Linked DNA regions of Homo sapiens: region 2 is linked to region 1. Evidence: chromatin loops called from intact Hi-C (ENCODE). Cell type or tissue: HCT116. All regions are shown on one strand. Links, peaks and the distances in the headings refer to the core of each region. The heading gives the core; the rest is flanking DNA.

Evidence for each region. Peaks named below come from ENCODE experiments on the same cell type or tissue, not always from the same donor. Only the 100,000 strongest peaks of a DNase experiment are listed, where the experiment ranks them.
Region 2: a loop joins it to region 1, with 2.2 times the contacts of the local background. A loop is called at or near these places in 8 of 110 quality-filtered maps.

Annotation. Positions count from the first base shown.
Region 1 is chr4:158,617,645-158,629,715 of GRCh38, forward strand. RXFP1 (relaxin family peptide receptor 1) reads left to right here. Exons shown (of 18, transcript NM_021634.4): 10 at 9,176-9,247; 11 at 10,994-11,065. Among named protein-coding and RNA genes, the nearest start is that of C4orf46, 48 kb to the right of the region's middle. In HCT116, for the core only: a CTCF peak has its summit at 7,454 (motif pointing left); a DNase peak (open chromatin) is centred at 7,437.
Region 2 is chr4:158,186,987-158,199,057 of GRCh38, forward strand. GASK1B-AS1 (GASK1B antisense RNA 1) reads left to right here. Exons shown (of 5, transcript NR_147410.1): 3 at 11,802-11,884. Among named protein-coding and RNA genes, the nearest start is that of TMEM144, 17 kb to the right of the region's middle. In HCT116, for the core only: a CTCF peak has its summit at 6,374 (motif pointing right); a DNase peak (open chromatin) is centred at 6,395.

The DNA.
Region 1 (12,071 bases), core at 2,564-10,563:
CATGGAATATTTTACAAAGTAGCTTTGCTTGTAGTAATAAGTATCACTCCACCATTTAGAACTCAACCATCCAGTAAATTTGCCTATTTAGAACACAAGTGAAAAATAAAAGAAAGAAATAACCAAAATAACTACTAACAAGTTCAATCAACAAACTGCCATATGCTGTATCATATGAAAACTCCCTCTGTCTCTTATTTTATAAGAAATTCTCAGAAGTTGGTTGTTTGATTTCTAAGCTCATAGCAGATTACAAATGTCAAATTAAAAGGAAGAGGAAAAGTTAGAGTCAGAAGCATTGATTGTAGTCAGAAGTAACAACTATCAACTTGATAAAAAAGCATAAGTGAGAAATGCTATAAAAAGCAATGACAGTAATTCAAACTGTACTAATCTGCAACCTCTCAGAAAAAAACAAACATTCTGAAAAGTTACTAAGTCCAGTAGGCATTTTGGTATGACAGTATAATACTGTACTGTACATTGAAAACAAGCTAAAGCCATAAAGGAAAGGGCAAATTAAGTTCAACATCCCTCATTAAAATTGAATTTTGGTTCAAATGAATACATTAGCATCTATTACAGCCTCTGTAATCCCAACTTAGTAATTAAACACAATTGAACAATATTTACATAATTAGCAATTAAAATGTGTGCATTTAGACAGAAGCAACTGTGTGCAGTATTATGCACAAGCAATAATAAACCTTGCCTTTGTTTACAAAAAGGCAAGAAAATATACAATATACTTCAGATAAACATCAAAATGATTAAGATGTATTACTAAAAAAATTAAAATTAAAAATATAAAATTAAAAATTTTGTTACTAAAGTTTTCATATGTAAATTCTAGCTATCCAAAACAACTTATTCCATATGAATTCCTGATAGTGAATATTATCCTGATTTTAATTCTAGTAATAATAATACTTTGCTTTATAATTATTTACCTTTTTATAACTAATGATACTATTCTTACCTTGCATGAACTTTCATTTAGCACAGTATGAACTAGAAAATCTGACAGATTTCTTGGCCAAACATCATTTTAACTCTGATTTAGGGGAAAAATACATACAAACTAAAGAGACAGATGACAGCCCAGGAAATTATGCTTCTAAGGTATTTGCAGGACAATAAACTGAAACCTATATTAGTTCTTGCAAAGCAATGAGAAACTGTAAATGCCACAATAAAAGTTGTAAAATTCAAAAAAAAAGAAATATAAGTAATAAGCAAGCATAAGGACAGATATGGCAATAGCCAAAGGTGAACTAAAAGTCAAGAATAAAGTAAACTTTTCTTTTGAGATGAAATTAAGCAAGTTTATTTATTAGCCAAAGAAGTCAATATGAAAAGCTTGAAAATATAGAAGACGATGGGAATACATAATAGTGCAAAGTACTAGAAGACATGGAAAAGAATGGAAAAGTAAAATGTGATCACACACACACACACACACGCATACACACAGCAGTGAAAATGAATGAATTATCAATACTTCAATCAACATGACTCAATTTCAAGCACATATGAATTACTCAAGAAAAAGTCACAGAAGACTACATATATTACATTTCCATTCCTATAATACTGATTAAGATATAGAAAGCCACAAGACAGCAGTACTTCCTCTCTACCTATAAGAAAGAGCTTTGTAATCTACAAAGTCATAATTTTGTGGAGCCCATCAGTAGGCTACAGTCATAAGGTAGCCAAATAAATGGAATTCTAACAAGCAACAAGAAGATGTGGGACATACATACTATTTCACCTTTGGCAGAGCACAGGATGAAGAGTTGGCTGGCGTGAAAGCAGGTACAAAGAAAACTAAAACTTTAATAAACTTGTAAGCTTAAGTGTGGGCTACTATAGTGCTTTAAAAGAACTGGGAACCCCATATGCAAGGGGATTTAGCTATCTTTAACAGGCTCTTTTTCACTGATCTCCACCAACCACAAGAAAAACTAGGAGTAGGTAAGGAAACCAGACAGAGCCCTCATTGGTAGCACAACACAAAACTCCACCTTCTTCTCTAAACTCACCCGTCTCAGGGAACAAAAGCATCAAGCCTTTGGGAGTGGGACAGAAAATCCTCCTGCACCCAGGGACCAGGCAAAGGTCCATTACTTCCATAGGAGGAATAGAAACTAGAGCATTCTGCCCCAGGGTACCAACAAAAAAAAAAACCACTCCAGCCCAGGATCTTGCACTGATCAAAGCAGTGGGTAGTGCCCATTTGTATCACGGCAGGAAATGCTCTTATGAGAGTTTGGCTTCTGGAGAAGGGGGAACAGCAAAGCTGAGACAGCCCCATCCCCAAAAGCATAAGGAAAAAGAAGTTCATGTCAAATTATAAAGCAATCAACAGAACCAGAACCAGCAATAACTCAGATTTTACAACTTCCAAACAGAGACATTAAAATGCTTATGATTAATAAGTTAAGTAATATAGTGGAAAGATGGATAATATGCACGAACATAAAGAAAATGTCAGCAAAAAGATGGAAACTACAAAAGAGAAACAAAAAATTATTTCAACAGCCTTAGCAGCAGAATGAACACAGCTAAGGAAAGAATCAACAACCTTGAAGATATGTCATAGAAAGCTTTCAAATTGAAACGAAAGAAAAAGAGACAAAAATAAAGGCAAAACAGAATCCAAAAGCTGCAGGATAATACAATTGTCTAACAAATGTGTAAATGGAGTCACAGAAAAAGAATAGAGGAAGAACAGGACAGAAGACAAGCTGGAGAAATAATAGCCAAGAATTTTGTTACATTAATATAATGCAACAAACCAGAAATCTAAGAACCTCAGAAAAATCCATGCAGAAGTCAAGAAAAACTAGATAAATTATAGTCAAACTGCTGAAAACCAAAGATAAAGAAAAGTATCTTAAGGCAATCAGAGAAAACAGAAACATTATACACTGTAAAACAAAGACAAGAAAAACAACTTTTTTTTAAAAGCCAGAAGGACTATGGTAATATTGGCGAAAAAGATTTCAGAACAAGGACTATCACCAGGGATAAAGAGCGATATCATATAATAATAAAAAGATCAATTAAGCAAAAATATGTGATAATCTTAAATGAGTAAACAGTTTCAAAATACATAAAGTGAAAACAATAGAACTGTAAAGAGAAATAGCTAAAAGTCAAAGGATGTCATTTAAAGCTGATGAATCTTTGGCCGGGCATGGTGGCTCACACCTATAATCCCAACACTTTGGGAGGCCGAGGCAGGAGGATCCCTTGAGCTCAGGAGTTTGAGACCAGCCTGGGCAACATAGTGAGACTCTGTCTCTATTAAAATTTTTTTTAAAAAATTAGCTGAGCGTTTAGCTGGGCGTGGTGGTGGGCACTTGTAATCCCAGCTACTCGGGAGGCTGAGGCAGGAGAATCACTTGAATCCTGGAGGTGGAAGTTGCAGTGAGCTGAGATCACACCATTGCACTCCCGCCTGGGCGACAGTGAGACTCTGTCTCAAAAAAAAAATAAAAAATAAAAATTACCTGAGCATGGTAGCATGCACCTGTAGGCAGTCCCAGCTACTCAGGAGGCTGAAGTGGGAGGATAGCGTGAGCCTGAGAGATCAAGGCTTAAATGAGCTATGATTGTGCCACTACACTCCAGCCTGGGCAACAGAGGGAGACTTGTCTCTGGAAAAAACAACAACAACGGACAAATCCATAGATTAGATAGACAGTGGTATTCCCAAGGTGAACACTAATAAAAAGCATGTAATTAACCAATATTGTATGGTAAAGAGAGGCAGAGGAGCAGAGAGGAAGACAATGTACACAAATTTTATCATTTCTTAGTATCATCAAAAGAAAGAAGGTATAGTGCATTGAGTAAAGTTACAAAGATTGCCAATAGAATATACAAAGCTTTGTAAATATCATAAGAAATAAATTTTTTAAAACACCATTAGGTTAAGATAAATATTAGACACAAAAAAAACCTGAGGTGAAAGTTTTTTAAACCTATGGAATCGTGTAATAATATTTTTAAAAAACAGACTAAGGCCAACTATATTAATCATATCAATAAATATAAGTAGGCTAAACTCACCTATTAAAAGGAAAAAGACTGGGAAAGAAGACCTGGGAAGATATTTCTCAAAAAATACTTAAAAATGGCCAACAGGCATATGCAAAAATGTTCAACATTACTAATCATCAGAGAAATGCAAATCAAAACCACAATGAGGTATCACCTCACACCTGTTAGAATCTCTATTATCAAAAAGACAAGAGATGACGAGTGTTGACAAGGTTGTGGCTAGAAAGGAATTCTTGTGCACTGTGGATGAGAATGTAAATTAGTACAGCTATTATGGAAAACATATGGAGCTTCCTCTAAAAATTAAAAATAGGACCAGGTGCGGTGGCTTACGCCTGTAATCCCAACACTGTGGGTGGCAGAGGTGGGTGGATCACTTGAGGTCAGGAGTTCGAGGCCAGCCTGGCCAACATGATGAAACCCCATCTCTACTAAAAATACGAAAATTAGCCGGGCATGGTGGCAGGCACCTGTAATCCCAGCTACACAAGAAGCTGAGGCAGGAGAGTCACTTGAACCCGGGAGGCGGAGGTTGCAGTGAGCCAAGATCACACCCCTGCACTCCAGCCTGGGCGACAGAGCAAGACTCCATCTCAAATAAAAAAAAAAATTAAAAATAGAACTACCATATGATCCAGCAGTCCCACTTCTGGGTATATATCCAAAGGAAATTCCATTAGTATGTCAAAGAGATATCTTCACTCCAATGTTCATTGCAGCATTAGTCACAATAGCCAAGATATTAGTCAACCTTAGTGTCCAATGACAGTTGAATGGATAAAGAAAATGTGGTAGATATATACAATGGAATACTAGTCAGCCTTAAAACAGAGATCCTGCCATTTTGACAATATGTGTGAACTTAGGGGACATTATGCTGAGTGAAATAAGCCAGAGACAGAAAGAAAAATACTGCGTAATCTCATTTATACGTGGAATTTCTTTTTAAGTTGAACACATAGAAACAGAGTAGAATCGTGGCTATGGGTCATGGCAGGGGGAATGAGGAGATGTAGGTTCAAGGGTACAAAATTACAGTTATGAGATGAATAAGCATACAGATCTAATGTATGGCATGTCTATAGTTTAATAACACTGTATTGTATAGTGGAAATTTGCTAAAAGGGTAGAGTTCAGGCACTCTTACCATAAAAGAAATTAACTATGTAAGGTGATGGGTATGTTAATTTGCTTGGTTGTAGTAATCAGTTTACTATGTACTGTATATCGAAACAGGCTATATACCTTAAGTATACACAGTTTTTAAAAGTATGTCATGTAATTGCAAACAAAAGAAAGCAGGCATCATATATTTTATCTAAGTAGGTGGAATTCTGGCCAATGTGCATTAAACAACACAATGACATTTTAATGCTATAACTGCCAATGTCCAATAAAAGATATCACATTATAAGTCTATACACACCAAAGAAATTAATATAGCAACCAAAACAAAAGAAAATGTAGACATACATAAGCAGTAAGAAATAATCCACCACTGGGTCAGGTGCGGTGGTGCATGCCTGTAATCCCAGTACTTTGGGAGGCCCAGGCGGGTGGATCACCTGAGGTCAGGAGTTTGAGACTAGCCTGACTAACACGGTGAAACCCTGTCTCTACTAAATACAAAAAAAAAAAAAAAAATTAGCCAAGCATGGTGCCTGTAATCCCAGCAAATCAGGAGGCTGAGGCAGGAGAATCACTTGAATCCAGGAAGCAGAAGTTGCAGTGAGCCGAGATTGTGCCATTGCACTCCAGCCTGGGCAACAAGAGTGAAACTCCATCTCAAAAAAAAAAAAAAAAAAAAAAAAGATAATCCACTACTTCTCACTCCATAAAAGATCAAGTAGAACCAAAATAAATAAATAACATAATTAGTAAGTTAATGCTAATCAGTGTATATCAAACTTCAGTGCCCCTTCTCAATAACAGAACTGCTTTCTTTGGGACAGCAACATAACTAGCTAAAATACTACATTCCCACACTTCTCTGCATTCACATATAGGATATGTCTTAAGTTCTGACTAGGGAGGTCGAAGTATTACAGTGTAGAACTTCAGGAAAATCTCCTTAAAGAGAAAGATGCAAGTCCTTTCTTTTCCTTCTTTATCCAGAAAACAAAAAACTGAATATGATGGCTTGAGCTTTAGCAACATCTTGTACCATGAAGACAAGGGCATGTGATCAGTGAATATGAAAGATCCTGGGTTTCTAACAACTTTGTAAAACAACCATATCAGCCCTGAACTGCCCAACTCTAGATTTTTTTTTCCTGGGGGGAAAAAACCCCAACAACTCTGCGTATTTATGCTATTATAGATGGGTCTCTGTTATATGTACGTGCACCTAATCCTAATAGATATGAACTTGAAAGCAAAGAATGCCCAAAGAACATTCACCAAAATTGACCATATATTTTAGGACATAAACATACACAAACCAAACTCAAGAAAACAGATGGAGGGATTAGCCTAAAACAGGAGAAGGGTCATCTCTTCCTCTGAGACTAGAAAGAGACCAGGTGCATATACAGGTAAGTTTACAGATGTCAGGCAGCAAGTCAAGGGCTTTTCCCTTCTTCATCACCTCAGTTTTCTCTGTGAAATAGGAGCCAGAAATGTAAAAGGTAGAGGAGGAAGCAGATAGAGAGTAAGATTTTCATGTTTTGAATGCCACTAAGGGACAAGTTGAGGGAGAATAGACAAGATTATAGTCTTTGTCTTTTGTTATTGTTGTTATTCAGATTGAAGAACCACCAAAGTTTTCATTTTTATCCAATTCTACCAGGTATAAAGGGAAAAATAAAATGGTTAGTCTCAGAGGCTCATTAGATAGGAAGGGTGGTGGTTTAAACACAGTAAAAAATAGAAATAAAAATAAAAAAACCTTCGTTAACTCCATTAAAGCTTGCAGCTAGGGAGCAAGAAACAGATTTTTTGTTGTTATTTTGATTTTGTTGTTGTTTTTGCTTCAGCTAAGAGGTATGCTGCAAACCAGATCCCTGCTTATCAAGGACTAAAACCCCTAACTTTAGGAAGAAAATATACATATTCATATGTATGCTCATATACAGGCCCATAGAAACACATCATACAAATGTGACCCCAAATGTTTTTATTATTAACACAGGAGGGGGGAAAAACAGTAAATAAACAACCCAAGGTTAAAATAAATTCAAAATTAAACTACCAATTTAATCAAATGTCCTAATTTGTGCCCCAATATGTGCCTCTTTTTGATTTTCACAAATTAGTAAATTAGTACTAACAAATATTTTTGCCAGCCTAATAGAAAACAGTTACGTAAGTAACTAAATAGGAACATCAACTCACCTCATTAAGCGCATTTTGTGAGACTTAAGAGAGCATCACCACCTGGTGGTAGATTCAGGGTAATGATTAGCAACCAAATAGAAGGAAATGGCCAGTCCCTGTCACAGATAACATACATTATGAGAGACCAAAAGCCTTGGCCAAAACTAAGACCAAAAAAAGTAGCACTATAAGTGATTAGCTTCCAACTTAATAGAATAACAGAAATTTGGAAGGGTGATCTAGAATCCACATTTAAGATTCTAATACAATATCCCATGTAGTACAAAAATCCTGTCTACAAAACTATAGAGATATGATACATTGTCTGTGCTAAATACCTGTAGTAAAAAGAAACAACTTCTCTGGATATCATAGATTGCTAGATAGGTTTAAGTTGGGTTTAAATTTGAAACTTTTTATGTCCCTCGATCAGTCAATCTAATTTTGCAACCCAATGCAACATAGAAAACCCCTGATATATTCTATAGCCTGACTTCAAATATATCTCTCATTTTGTTTTTGTTTGTTATAAATAACACCCCATATTCTTCAATTGCCTTGATTTCTAGATACCGTACATCCTGGTCTTCCAGATTTTACAGATATATTTGATTTGTCAGCATCTATTTTTAATGCAGCACCTAAAATAAAACTGACTCACATGTTGGCAGTGGAGTATAGGCACTTCTATTAATACTTTCCATGTTTCCTTTCAGATTTTAATAGCTGTATCACACTTCTGCTCACATGTTTTAGTGACAATTATTCCTGAACAGCTTTATGTTACATGGTGACCAGTAAGCTGAGTGTTAGAAGAGGCTGAATAGATTTAAGGGCCGGCATTTACTTTTGAAAGTCTATCCCTAAACCTCAGCTCTCTTCCTCTGCTCTATAAAGTTCCACCATATACTCACTTATGAAAGAAGAGGAACAATAAAAGAGTAACTTCAAGATAACCACGAAGAGACAGTAAAACATAAAAATTTTGATACATTTTTATGCTTAGACCATAAGGAGGTTTATGGTGACATAGGCATCACACAGCAAGGGAGCCCCAGGAGGATTATATTTAGATATCTATATAGATAGATAGATAGATAGATAGATAGATAGATAGATAGATAGATAGATAGATAGATAGATAGATGTAGAGATAGAGATATATGCAGCTCTCTGAATTGGAGATGCAGAACCTAAGGCAGTCTGCTGTTTGCTCTCTGTCTGCGCTGGCCTTTGAGACAATATAAAAAGCAAATAAGGGTATTCCCAATAGTAAAAGATTATTGAGGATTTTTTCTGGGGAGTGATTAGGCTGGAAAGGTAGGAGCTAAATATTGTTTTGGCAGCAGCAGCTTTTGCAACAATAATAGAATCTGATGCAGACTGTAGCAAAATAAAATCACACCACTTAGGGAAATGCCATCGGTAACTTTGGACAAATGTTTCATATGGTTCATTATGAAATATCGGTTAATAAATTAGGTGTTTATCATAACAAATGTTTTCAATTTGACTTCTTGTTCTTTTCAATTTCTCATATACATGCCCGTATGCACTCATGATACAGATGGGACGCAAAACATTTTTACCTTTAACATAGAAAAAAGTGTATAATATAGATATTTATATATATAATTTCAGCTGTAATAGAAATGGCTACAAGTGAGAGTCTATATGAAATAAACAGTATGTAAAGAAAAGATATTTTATTAGAAGGCAAATAATTTTAACCAATTTATTTCTCTCCATGATTAAGATTTAGCTGTATCGTTTTATTTTTATGTTCCAGGGACCTTGAAGGCAACCATATCCATAATTTAAGAAATTTGACTTTTATTTCCTGCAGTAATTTAACTGTTTTGTAAGTAATATGCTATGCTTTTGAAGTAATATTATCTTTTCTTACAAATAAAATTTAAAAACACCCATTTTATGGAAAAAAAATCCCAAAGAACATCAAGAGTCTGTTGTTGGATCTCAGTTTGAGAAACACTAAATTGAAGTCTTAGCCTATAAGAATGTTTATCCTTTGCAAATTATTATGGTATAAATTAAGTTTTTCTTTACAATTGTGAAAAAATAGTTACAATCAAAATGAAAAACAAAATACTGCTGAATGTTCACAACCTTGAGGATGTAATTATGGACATCAAGATAAACCTTGAAGTGTTAATGAGTGTAATTCCTTCTTATGCATCTCTGGCCTATTTTAAATTCACATGGTATTTTCTGTTAAAAGTAAAGGATGTTAGGTCTTCCTTCAGTAAAAAAAAATCCAACTCTCCTATTCACAGCTTATTTTACCAGAATGTTTTTCAAACTATGGATTGCAACTAATAAGTAGGTGATGAAAGTAATATATAGCACAATTTATTATACCCTTGTCAGCATTTTTAAGGGAAACAGAATTTAATTGAATAGATTATATCAGACTGCAATGCAGATAATAAATGTATTGTTTCATGAGCCTTAGGGTGTGTGTGTGTGTGTGTGTGTGTGTGTGTGTGTGTGTGTGTGTGTTTTATGATCCAATATAAAACACATTTTTTACTGTGTGTTACCACAGGAATGATTTGAAAACCATTATCCTAGACTACACAGGACCCCTGTATATAGGCGATACAATAGCTCCCACTGATATTACCATATGTTTTCTCCAATTCCCCCCATTCCAATGGGTTCCAATGAGTTCCAGTTTGAACTCCTCCTGAGTTCAGCAATCTTCAGGTACAGGGTGCTTGATATAAATAATGCAAAATAGTGTATAGTAATTGCCCAAAGGAAACCAAATTGCACCTGAAGGACACAGAACAAATAGATATCTGAAAAACTTAGAATTTCTTTTCTATTGTACTTGTATTTATTTTTTAAGGAAACCTCTGTATTAAGAGATTATTTGTGGATTTCCTCTTGGCAGGTGTTGTGCTTTTAAGGTCCAAGAATATTGGGAAATGGTGGTAATGGTTTGGAGTGCAGTGAGGAAATAAATGGGAAAGGACAATTTGAAGACATGTCATACAATGTTTAAAAAATTAAAAGCCCTTTAAAACTTAGTTCTGAGTTGGTCCTCTAGGCTAGCTGGTAACACATGAGATCAGTGCAGAAATGTCAAGAGTTAAACAGACTGATTCAGCATCCCAAATTAGAGATTCTTCTAAAGGGGTTCAGCTAAGAGTGGACTTCCTTAGGCAGATCCGCCCGAAATCACATCAAGTAACAAATGAGTAGGAGTGCTGTGGTGGGTGGGCTATTTTGTTAGACAGTCATGCTATGCAGACTGAAAAGACAAGTCTAAAACAGCTCCTATGCTCTTGGTTGCAAGATATGCAGTCTGTATTCTCAAAAGTTGGGGTTTTCACCATTTCTCGTGCAAAGCTCTTCCTCCCTATTTCACTTAAAATTTTGAATTTCTATTATTATCATCATCAAAACATTTGAGAAATTTAGGATTAAAATTAAATTGGATAATTTATACTACTTCAAAATGTCTTTATGTGAAAAATGTACTGTATATTCATTATCTTTGTTTCTGCATACCGTTCCTCTCTTTAGTAATTCTTGTCGGTTACCTAAAGAAGTTACAATGTATTTTTCTTTTTACTTTCAGAGTGATGAGGAAAAACAAAATTAATCACTTAAATGAAAATACTTTTGCACCTCTCCAGAAACTGGATGAATTGTAAGTATGACTGAACATATACTGATAAGAATTTTCTTTCTACTGTTTTTTCACACTTGTACTTACATGTGTTTATACATTTAAGAAATATTACTTATCTCCTCTTTCTAAGCATTATTTACATATATACACCTCAAGCCACAAAGGAATTCAGATGGCATACAAAAAATATGGAAAATAAAAATATAAATATTTGAGGAAAGTGGGTTAAAGGAAACACAGCTGTAAAGAAATAATAAAGCCAGTATAAAATTAATAAATAAAATACATTCTACACCACTCTGTTCTACTCCTAAAGAAGGACGGTAAATTTATGGGGGGTTTTTTGTTTTGTTTTTGTTTTTTGTTTTGTTTGTTTTGAGACAGGGTCTCACTCTGTCTCCCAGGCTGGAGTGCAGTGGCATGACCTCGGCTCACTGCAACCTCCGCCTCCCAGGTTCAAGCAAATATCCTGCCTCAGCCTCCTGAGTAGCTGGGATTACAGGTGCATCCCACCATGCCCAGCTAATTTTTGTATTTGTAGTAAAGATGGGGTTTCACCATGCTGGCCAGGCTAGTAAATTTGTTATTATGTTTCCTAAAGGATTAGGATTCAGGGACCATAAGATTAGAAGATACCACTTTGCTGATTTGAAACCAAAGGATAATCTTGTATCCATAAGGAAATTAGACACTACTGTGGATAATATTCCTACCTATAATAATGGAAGAGATAAATTATTTTTATAATGCCCCTTTTTAATGCCAATGACATAATTCTAAAGGGCACTATAACAATTCTATGATGAACCAAAGCCCGTGGTCTAAGTACATTGTAGTTGATTTTCAGAATAAAATAGATGTAGAACAATGGATGAAGTGCTTATCCTTCAGACCATTTTTTTATATTTTAGTGTCAATTTTTTTCTTTTCATTTTTTGTTTGCTTTTTTTCTAGTACCAGGGTGTCACTCTGTTGCCCAAGCTGAAGTGCAATGGTACAATCATAGCTCACCGTAACCTCGAAC
Region 2 (12,071 bases), core at 2,806-10,805, 430 kb before region 1:
TGATGCTGGGCGGCAGTAGTGAGCCACAGCTCCAAGTCATGTGACCATGAGGACTGAAAAATGATACTGTACTCTATCATGTACTATACACAATAAATTACATGATATATTCAACACTTTATTATATAATAATCTTAGGGTTAGATGATTTTGCCTGACCATAGGCTAATGTAAGTTTTCTGAGCATATTTAAAGTAGGGTAGGCTAAGCTATGATATTTGGTAGGCTAGGTGTATTAAATGCATTTTCAATTTAGAATATTATGAATATATAATGGATTTATCAAAGAGGTAAGTCTAGGAGTATTTATACTTAGAACTGAAATCTTGTCAATTACAGACTTTAAAATGTGGAACTTGCTGAAACAAGATGGCATAGGAACAATGCAAATCACTCCATCCCCATCTGGGGGTACAATGTGCCTGTTATGTAATGGAGTAGTTTGAATAGTGCCTTCCAAAAATTCATATCCACCTGAAACCTCAAAATATGACCTTAATTGGAAATGGGGCCTTTGCAAATGTAATTAAGTTGAGGTCATACTGAATTACAGTGGGTCCTAAATCAAATGACTGGTGTCCTTATAAGAAGAGGAGGGGGCACACAGAGACACAAAGAAGAAGGCCATGTGAAGATGGAGGCAGAGACTGGAGTGATGCAGCTACAAACCAAGGAAGCCAAGGATTGTGAGAGCCGCCAGAAGCTAGGGAAAGGCAAGGAAGTATTCTTCCCTGGAGTCTTCACCAGGAGCATACCCCGCTGATACCTTGATTTCAGACTTTTAACCTCTAGAACTGTGACAGAATAAATTTCTGTTGTTTTTAGCCACCCAGTTTGTGGTACTTCCAGGAAACTGGTACATGTAATAACAAAACAGTTGGTTAAATCATTGCCCATTGCATTTAGGATTCAGACAACATGCCTGCTATGTCTGAAATTTTAGAAAATAGAAAAATAGGCAGATACTTCACCATGTTCATACTTCTTATAGATTGCAGGAAGATGCTGGAGAGAAATAAGCTTTAGTTAAAACCAACTCATCTGAAGAAGACTCAGAATATTCGACTCATAAAACAGGTGACAGATGTAGGTTTTGTGGGTCTGACAATCATACAGTTTGGAGGACCCTATTTAACTAAAAGAATACAAATTTAGATACTAAAGAGAATATTTACTTAGAAAATACATAAAAACAAGTTACAACATTTTAAAAATTGATAAATACCATAAACATCACAATTTTAAAAATTTAATAAATTACTACTGTTAGTATCATCATTAACTGCCTGATACAGCTTTATAATATTTATTCTACATTTTTTGGCTTGATATGCTTTGAGAAGTTCTTTATGTAGCAATGATTTTTTCAATGCTTTCTCTAGGGAGGATAGAAAAATAACCTAGTCTTTAATATTATTTACTGCAATTTATTTAAATTTAGAAAATGTTTTTCCTTTTCATATCTAGTTATTGAATTTTGCTCCTTCTAAATATCTCCAGTTTCTTGCTCTCATGGTTTTTTGTCTGGGAACAAGCCCTCAGAGAATCCCAACCCTTTGATACAGCCGAGTATGCCTGCCCCAACATCACACACACACACACACACACACACACACACACACACACAAACTTCTGCAGCACCTGGTCTAACCTGTCCAGATTTCACTTATTTTCTTCACTCCTTCAAGTTTGGGATTTGTGATGTTAAACAGCTATGAAGCCTAATTCTTAGGTCCCCAAGTCAGAGATGAGAACAAGGAGTAGTTCAAGTTCTTCTCATTGGGGTTAAAGATAAGGTCCAGAGGCCAGGTGCGGTGGCTCATGCCTATAATCCCAGCACTTTGGGAGGCCGAGGCAGGTGGATCACCTGAGGTCAGGAGTTCCAGACCAGCCTGACCAACATGGTGAAACCCCGTCTCTACTAAAAATACAAAAATTACCCGGGTGTGGTTGCACTCACCTGTAGTCCCAGCTACTCAGGAGGCTGAGGCAGGAGAATTGCTTGAACCTGGGAGGCAGTGATTGCAGTGAACCAAAATCATGCCACTGAACTCCAGCCTTGGCTACAGAGCGAGACTCCATCTCAAAAAAAAAAAAAAAAGATAAGGCCCAGATACTTGACTGGGTTCACCAATGGTTGTTCCTGGAGGCCAGGAGAACGTAGAAATAGTGCTGATAGCCCGCTCTCTCAGACAACATGCCTGCTATGTCTGAAATTTTAGAAAATAGAGAAATAGGCAGATACTTCACCATGTTCATACGTCTTACAGATTGCAGGAAGATGCTGGAGAGAAATAAGCTTTAGTTAAAACCGACTTATCTGAAGAAGACTCAGAATATTCGACTCATAAAACAGGTGACAGATGTAGGTTTTGTGGGTCTGACAATCATACAGTTTGGAGCACCTTATTTAATTAAAAGAATACAAATTTAGATACTAAAGAGAATATTTACTTAGAAAATACATAAAACCAAGTTACAACATTTTAAAAGTTGATATATACCATAAACATCACAATTTCAAAAATTCCATCCACAATGGAAAAACACCACCAGGTCTAAGAGTATAACCTTTAAGTTGGGGCAGCCCATTTGCTAATGTGCAGCCATGGCTGCTACTTCCTCCCCAAAGGGGAAGTATAAGTAACAAGCACATGAGCTTAAGCTTCTTTAGGTTCATGATACATCCACCTCTGCATACAGCTTGGGTTAAAATAGGCCCATTTTGCCATTGACCGGCAATCCTAGACAGTTGGACAGTCAGGAACTATGCTGACAACAAAGCTGAATTTTCTGCCTTCACAATATAAGATGCTTCATGATCTTCTCTGCTCTCCTTTCTCCGAGATTGAGTTCATTGTTACCTCCTCTTTCTCCCTCTGATTTATTCTCTCTCTGTACATCCAATAGTTACCTCTGCTTATTTGCAATATTACACTTATTTCATGACATTGACATTTGTTATTAGCTGTATGCTTTTTTTTATTTTCAGGTGAGAAAAACACGAAAACGCAACTCAAGCTTCCACAAAAAGAAATTTGGTGGGTTGTGATCTCTAGAACATATGGAGGTAGATAGAGTAGGTTCATGCAGTTCAGTAAGGTCTGGCTGTGTTTCTCTGTGATTCTCTTGGCATTGCCCTTGTCCAAGGGCTGGTTTCATCCTCAGGCTGATTTTCCCCCTAATCACAAGGTAGCTGCCTGAAGCAGCAGACCTTACTGCTCCCTCTTTTATGTTTAAGTAAAAAAGATTATAAGCATCCCACAGCCACTCAACATTTCTGAGCTTTGTGCAGAAGCCACTCTTAATAAAAGGGTGTCATATAGGTTTATGCCTTGGTTGCATGCTCACTGAAGAACCAATAACTATACTAAATGATTTTGAATTGTCCCTGGACTTGGCTATGGAATTGCCTGGCTGCTACACAGTGGGAAATGGTTAGATGTTGGGTATGCAAACAAAATGTCCATTATAATCATGGTGGATTCTCTTTTTATAAAACTGTAGATCCTAGAAGATAAAACCATGAGGTCCTGGAAGATAGAGACATTGTTGATTCACCTCTGTATCTTCAGGTCCTAACCTATGGCTGGCATATAATGAATATATCGACAGCCACCTGAAACAAAATAATAATTGATTCTCCCCAAAACTATTTTTGTCACCAGCCATTTCTGTAATTCTTAAAGAATATTATAACTGTAATAATCTCACTCTCCATGGTTACAATTTTTATTAATTGCTTCCTGGGTCTTTCATTTGATTTCAATACATTGCTGATTATTTTTAGAGCTGCCATTAACACAGATTTCAATCACTGTCCTGTTTTCCCCTTGAGCAGTGAAGCGGTTGTCATGGAAACAGAATCCAGTGCCTCTTTCTCAAGCCTCACATCAATGCAATTTGATGAAAGGAACTAACACTCTCTCTCGTACCTGTATTTTATAAGTCTGAAGATCTATTTCCTGTAAAAGATGCAAGTCATTACTGGGGTAAAGCATACTTGATGATGCAAGGATTTGACAGCTTGTCCAAAAAGATGTATCAGAGCTCTCATCTGGAAATAATGCCCTAATCAGTGTAAGAGAAAGGTTTTAATGCTTGAATTGACTAAAAATGTGAAGTCACAAGGTAGATTTTATTTAAAGGTGGGAGGAAGAATAATTTTAATTGGCACCACTCATACAGCACAAAGTCACAGACTAGTAGCCTTTCCCAGAGAGTCCCATATGGTGATTATGTGGGAAGAAGGCTCATTTCCCTCAACTCCACCCTATATAAAAAACTGGATTTGAAGTCTAATCCAGGTAGAGTGGGGGTAGGGGGAGGGAGTAACTTCCCAAGCATCTCTGGATGAGATAGCTCGGTCAGCCAAGGGAGAACCTTTGGAGAAAGTTGCTGGCCTAGGCCTCAACTTCTGCACTTTCAGCAGCTGGGGGAAGTGTATATTGGCTACATGGGCAACTCTGTAGTAAACCAACAGCATCAATTACATATAAGTATAAAGGATTCATCACCAAATTTTTGTCACATTCATCAGGACTTTATGGAAACGATTCACAGGAGGGTCTAGTTACAGAAGGGTCTAGGACCAAGTCCTAAATTCTCAGCTAGGACAAATTTAATTAGACCAACCTTTAACCTTGTCAGCATGCTGGAATATTTTATTTGGTGGCTGGATGTGCTATGATGAAATTTTCTATCATGTCATGAGATGTCTGCATAGAGTAGCCTGTATATCTCTGAGGGTAGCCTGGATTAACCCAAGGACATGGTCTAGGAGAAGCCAGGATAAGGCAAATACAGATGACAAAGGGGCCAGGGGAGTTGGGATCGGGGAAGGTTATAATACTAGGGCCAACTATACCCACAGGGACCTAAAGCATACGGACCCAAGCAAAGCAGATGTAATGAATAGAAGAGCTACAGCCAAGTAATCATAAAAGCAGTATTGAATCCCAGAAACAAGCAGGTAACAATGAGCTAATATGCCAGAAACAAAACTGGAAAGGTACGTGTACAGACTGGAAAAGGATTAATAAACTGAGATCAGTATCAGAAAAAGGGACGAGGCAGATGATGAGGCTGGGCTGTAAGACAACAGTTGGGATCCTACCCAGTAGATTTCATTGCAGTAGATTTTTCCCAGTACAATGTTTTAAAGTGGGCAGACAAAAGGCTTCTTTCTGGTTTTGTTTCGTTTTTTTATTATCTGCTTGCTTGGTTTACAATATGGCCCTATCAAGACTGTATTTTAAAAGATAGCAATCAGTATATCTGCTCTTGGTCTATGTATTCTTGGTCTCTGAATAAAAGGAAGATTATCCATGAGCTAGATCACAGCTGATTCTCCCAGTTGTCCTGGCTGCCACAGTTGTTTTTTTTTTTTTTTTTTTTTTTTTTTTTTGCTTGCCTTCGTGTTAGCCACATCCCAGCTTTTCCCAAGGAAATTTCAGTTATAGTTATAGGAGCCATCTCATCACTTTTCTAGGAGAAAATCAAGTCAGTGTTATTACAGGAGTTGGTTCCTCATACCACCAGGTTTAGAAATATTTTTTGTGTCAAAACATGTACAGGCTTCCTAGCACCAAATACCGCTACAACAAAGCCAGACCACATTTGGCCTAATTTTAGGACTCAAGGGTATCCAAGGCTGGCAAGATCTATGCCGGGCACTTGGAGCTGTTTTCTTGCCTTCTTCATACTAGGCCTATTTCCAAGGGGCTGGGTACAGATCTTGTTTTCACTTGTTTTGTTTTGGACAAAATTCTTGAACTGCTCCTACGTGGACTCTTAGTTTTTGATCTGTACCACTTGAACCATACACCCCACCCTGCACCCCTTGCCCTCACTGTGCCCATTCTTGCTTTATCACTCATTCTTGTTTTGACGGTCCTACAATACTCCCCTCACTCACTCCATGGTAGAATTTGAGGAGGACTAGATCTGAGTGAGACACTATTATAAAAGATGATCTCAGAGGAAAGCTCAGAGCTGGGCCAAAGCCTTGTAAGCCTTTGGAAGGACTTTGGCTATTACTTTTAGAAAAATGGGAAACCACTAGAGCAAGCTTGTCCAACCTGTGGCCCAGGCCACATGCAGCCCAGGACAGATTTCAGCACAGAACCACACAAATTCGTAGACTTTCTTAAAACATTATGAGATGTTTCTGCAATTTTTTTTAGCGCATCAGCTATTTTAGTGTTAGTATATTTTATATGTGATCCAAAACAATTCTTCTTCTTCCACTGTGGTCCAGAGAAGCCCAAAGATTGGAAGCCCCTGCATTAGAGGGTTTTCAGCTGAGAAGTGGACATGGTCTAAAAATAATGAAAAGGGATCACTCTGGTTGTTATGGTAGAAATAAACAGCAGAGGGAGCAAGAGTGAAAGTAGGAAATCCAGCACAATAATTCAGATTGACATGATGGAGGCTCGATCCAAGTTGTCACAGTAGAAGTACCAAGATGTGGTCAGATCCACGTATATATTTTGAAAATTGAGGGAAAGGATTTCCTGACAGATTGGATATGGGGTATGAGAGAAATGATGGAGGCAAAGCTGACTAAGGGTTTGGGTCTGAGCAATTATTTAAAAACTTACATAGTGTTTCAGGAAATCATGATTGTGCCAGACATAATTCTAAGCACTTTACCAATCACAACTCATTTAATCCTCAAAACAGCCTATGAGATACATGCTACTAGAGTGCCCAAACTTGATGCACAGATTGCTTACATGATTTGTGCAAGTTCCCAGTGAATGTTGTTGCCACTAATTGAGATGAATCAGTACAGGAGTAGAACAGATTTGGAGCAGAACTAGGAGCTTAGTTTTACACTTTTTAAGGTCTAGAGACTACTAACAACCCACTTGTCCAGGCTCAGTCAACTTTTGCTTTCAGCTGGTATTAGTCCATGGTGTATACTTCTTACCTGCAGTGGTTATATCAGGTACTCTAGGCTGGCACCAGGGGTCCCACAGCTTGGTCATCCACTGAAGCTAGTGATATGCTGGTAAATGCGTAACAACCAGCCCTCCAAGGGAAAAGAAATCTAGCATTTGCTGAGTATTTGCTGATTTGGGTGGTGTAAATATTCACACCATAGCTGATTTTATACAACCACCATGATGTTATTAAAAATGGACGTTGGAAGAGATGCACACTATCTGCCCTCCGCTGTAGTGTGCCAATGACTGCAGCCACTGCAATAATTTTAAAGCCCTAGTTAATATCTAGAAATGGTATGTCAGGGCTCTCAAGTGAGAAGGAGAATTTATGGTTGGAGACATAGCCAAAGTAGCTGGGAAAAATAAGTTAGGCGCTTGAACTAGAGTTTTAATTATGTATGATAAAGGAAATATAGACAGAATAAATTCAAAGAGATGGAATAATGGAGGGGCTGCATAACTATAGGAGAGCGAAATGGTTGGAATAGCCGATTCTGCGTTAATGTCATGAGGGTGGGGAGCAGACATGACTATGATGGAATCTGAAGAGATTTTAAAGTCAGGTCAGCCAATCAGAAGAAGTCTCAGAAGTAGGTAAAGGTGCAAAAATGACTTTTATTGCTCCAATCAGTGAGGAAAGAAGCATTTGAGAACTTCAATATCAGGCAGTAGCAGAAACACTCAAGTGTTTGCTAAATGACTGCTCCTACAAAACACCTGATCCAGGAGGAAATTTTTAAAATGTTTCCAATGCAGTGTGTCCAGGGCAGGTAAAGGAAAAGCTCCATAAGTGATTTATGTATAATATAAGATTTGGGAACCTGGTAAGTACCAAAGGCAGAAGGATTCAGGATATCAAGGAGTCCCAAGAGCAAATAAAGGACACCTAATGATAAGAGTAGAGTTTAGGGTCAGAACAGCACTGACTGAAAAGAATAGAATGAAGATGACACAGCAGTGACATACATAGGTGGGATACATAGGTGAGAACTGATGCTGAGACCTAAACACCAAGAGAAGTTAAGCATGCTTAGCAAAAATTCAGAAAGGGTCCTGTACACATCACCAAGAAATTTTTTAAGTTTATTCTAAAGGCAATGGGTGCCAAGAGAAAATACCATTCAGGGAAATGACATGATGATTTACTTTTAAAGTAGTGTGGAAGATAGAATGCAAATAAGCAAGACCGAAAGTAAGTGAACTAATTAAGGAGGCACATCATGCAAAAGATGATGAGAGTGTGAACAATGGCTGTGACAATAGGAATGGAATAGTGAGTCTGTTTATAGAGCTATTTTAGAGTTAGAACTGACATAGCAGGATATCTGGATATGGATATCTATTGAATATAGAAGGAATAGGCAGAAATTAAGAATAATTCCCACATTTTTGACTATGGAGAGTGAAAGAGAAAACTTGAGGAGGATTCCCACATTTTTAACTAGAATGATTCAGTAAGCAGTGTCATTCAGGGAGATAGGAATCTAAGAAGAAAAAGAGAGATGGGAAAATGTGTGTTCATCAGGACTCTTGATTGCAAATGAGAGGAAACTCATCTGCCTTAGGCAAAAAATGACTTTTATTGCTGCACCGAATCCAAGAAAGAATTAAACCAACAAACAATGGTATAGTGGACTCTGGTAGCTATAGTGCTGTCTTCTCAGAATGTATTACAATATCCTTTATAGTAACTGTACCCTTCACTTCTCATGTTTTCTGTAAAGCTGTGTCTGACTCTGACTTATCCACAGACACAGAAGTAGCATATGAGCTGGGTCTAGCCAGAGTGATTGGTTCAAAGGTGGTCATGAGACCTAAACTACACCAATCAGGAGCCTTCATTAGACTTTTCCCCTACAGCCTTTGTCTTCGGGGTCATCCTTTAGGAAGGATGAAAAGACACTGGAGCAGCTTGCAGCCATCTTCCTCAGTGCCCTAGAAAAAGCATAACTGCATGAAGTCCAGTTGAGACTAATTCAAAAGCTAAAATAAGCAGAAATGGGAGATATATAAAAACAGAAAACTAGCAGTCCTGAAGTGCCAGAAGCATAAATAGAGGCCTGGTTACTGCAGCTATTTGATTATATTAGCTACTTTGATGTCCTTCCCAATTATATAAGAAAATGAATACTTTTTTTCCTTCTTAGTATAGTTAGCAAGGGTATCCATAATATAAAGTACAAGATTCTTCATTAATACCTGTTGAAAAGATAGCCTACTGAGCCCCAGGAAAAACTAGATCTAGCCACCAGAATGTCACCAGAATCTAGTTTTCTACCTTTCATCTGTACCTGTCTCTGGATGTCAGTTTTATTCTTTCTCACTGCAGACTGTTTTCATTCGTATAGTCGGAAATGTGACTACAAACAGCTCCCAAGTTTTACTTCTGATAGGTTTTATCTCCGAAGGGAACTGCCTTTTATTTTCTGTGCTTCCAATTTCAAATATTCTAAGGAAGGATTGTAACTGACCCATCTTGTGTTACATAATGGATCAAACAGTTGTAACTAGAGTCTTAAAATACTATGATTGGCTTAGCTTGGGCCAGGTTGACATTCCTGAACCAATCAAATGGGAGCCAGGGTGGTGGGCTCATGCAAGAAAATGGCAATGCTCATGGAAGCTGTAAAATTAGACCAGGGAGAGAAACAATTCTAAGAAGAATAGAGGTTCTATTTCCAGAAGAAGGACAAATGTAGCTATAAGTGCCTCTTGTAGGAAAGATGGTATTTTAAACATGTTGAATTGTTGAATTTGAGACCCCATGGAGGATCAAAAGGAGGTCAAGGAAATGCGGCCAGTTGAAATTATTACTCAAGCCTGCAAGAGAAAATTTATGCATTTATCTGATTTTGATGAAAAAGATTATTTCAGATTATAAATTTCAAATTCCATATATGGTTTTACCCCAAATTTACCTAGGTCTCTAGGTTTCAAAACAACTTTGCACATGTAAAATGATTATGCACTGTAATACAGTAATTGTCAATTAAGAGAAAGGGTTGTGAATCACAGAGGCAAGACCTTAGGAGAAAAAAAATCCTGATCTATGTTTCTCCCCTATGAGGAAAGAGACAAAGCTATGGACTAGCAGAGCCTGAAGACCCCAAGATTTTTGGTCTAAGAAACTGTAGTATTGCAACTGATAAAGGGAAGATATGTCTAGGGCAGGTTTGGGGTAAGTTTGAGTTGTCTCTCAGACGTCCAAGTGGAGATACTGAGTAAGGTATTAGATATATGGGACTGGATTTCAGAAGAGTGATCTGGGAACTCCAAAATTAAGAGGTTAGGAATAAAAGGAAGAGCCATCCAAGGAAACTGATGAAGAAGCTTTGAGAGTAAAGGAGAATAACCAAGGTAATGTGGTGTTCTAGCAGCCATGTGAATGCAAAACCTGAAAGAGAAGGGAAAAATCAATTGTGACAGATGCTGCTGAAGAGTGACACAAATAACGACAGAGAATTAACCATTAGACTTAGCAAACTGGCTGCCACTGGTGATTTTGACAGTTTCTATGCAGTAAGAAGAGCAAAAGGCAAGAGTTACACTTTAGCCACAAATGCCAGCCGACAAGGCAGAAATTAGATGGGTCGTTGTCCTGGAAACTAGAGGATTTATGAGACATAGCATCTAACATCTTAGGACTCTGATTCATCTATGTTCATAATGCCCTGAAAGCCCCACCCCTTCCCTCAGACACAAGGACACTACCTGAGGGAGATAACTCGGGGGGTTGGAGGGCTGTGTAATAAACTAAGCGTTGTTTGTGTTTTACTTTTTGCCAAGGCAGACTATTGATAAAGCTTCTGCCTAAATTAACAGATCAAACTAAGCTTTAAATCAAAGTTAATGTTTTTTCTTCTTACCAGCAGGTGTAGAGAAAGAACAAATCAACTATGACAAAACTAATAAAACTATATTTTATCCTCATGTTGGATGTGTTACCTGTGTTAAATCTTTAACCCTCATGTGGGTCAAATTTTTCTTATGTTTTCACTAGTAAACTTCCCATATCAATTCATAGCTTATGCTTGATAATTTTTTCAAGCATATCTGATTTTTTCTTACAATCATTAATATTTGACAACTGTTAAGCTGTATCTTACTGGTGATTTTGGTTCATGAAATTGAATAATATCCAGGTAAAATCCTAAAGGTAAAAATCAGGATAAGTTTGAAAATGGGTCATCCACCTGAAAAGTAGAAGAATAATGGGAAGAGAGTCAAAATGAGAGGACTCAGGAGTTAGAAACAAAAAGAGAGAGAGAGAGAGAGAAGGGGTAGTGGATGAAGCAGGCTTAGATAATTTTTGAAAGTGCATGTAAAAAGACACATTACAGTTTTCACCTTCTATAGATACTTATTTGCATGTGTATTTCAGATCTCATTAAAGTTTCAGAATAAGGTGCATATCTCACAATATTTTGGAAAGCATATTAAGAACTAATAACACAAGCACTGAAATCAGAGAAAATTTGGTTTAAGAACTAGCACTACCACTTATTAGCCACATGGATCTGAGCAAGTTACTCTTTGAGACTCAGAATCCTCATTCATAAAATGGAGAAAATAATAGTATGTAACTCACCAAGCTGTTCTAAGAATTGAACAAGATGATGCAGATAAGGCTCTCTTTGCAGTGCCTTCCCAAATAAAGGCTCAATAATTATTAGTAGTTATGGTTAGTGTTATTATAGATCATTGAGAAGTCTTTCTTTAGAAGCCTTTTCCATCAGTACCTTTTTTTTTCTTACTTATTTCTCCAGCCCTCTTAGGGCCCTTGAAGAATCTCATCAATGATACTCTCACCAGCACCTTCAATTACCTTTCTCCTCTGTATTTTCACCAAAGGTATTATGCCAACTCTCACCCTGTGAATCCACTGACTGGGGAACATTGTTTAAGAAAATCACATGGCTGTGCCAACAAGCAAGGTAGGAACGGCCATGTGGTGACCTGTGGGCTGAAGTTAAGTGTTGTGGTTTGATCATTGTGTAAGGTAGAATCAGAGCTGGATCTCAAAGAATGTTGACTTCATTTCTTCTTCCTTTTTTTTTAATTAGTTGATTTGTTTGGTATATTTATTTACTTATATATTTTTTGCTTTGGGTTTTGGTTTTG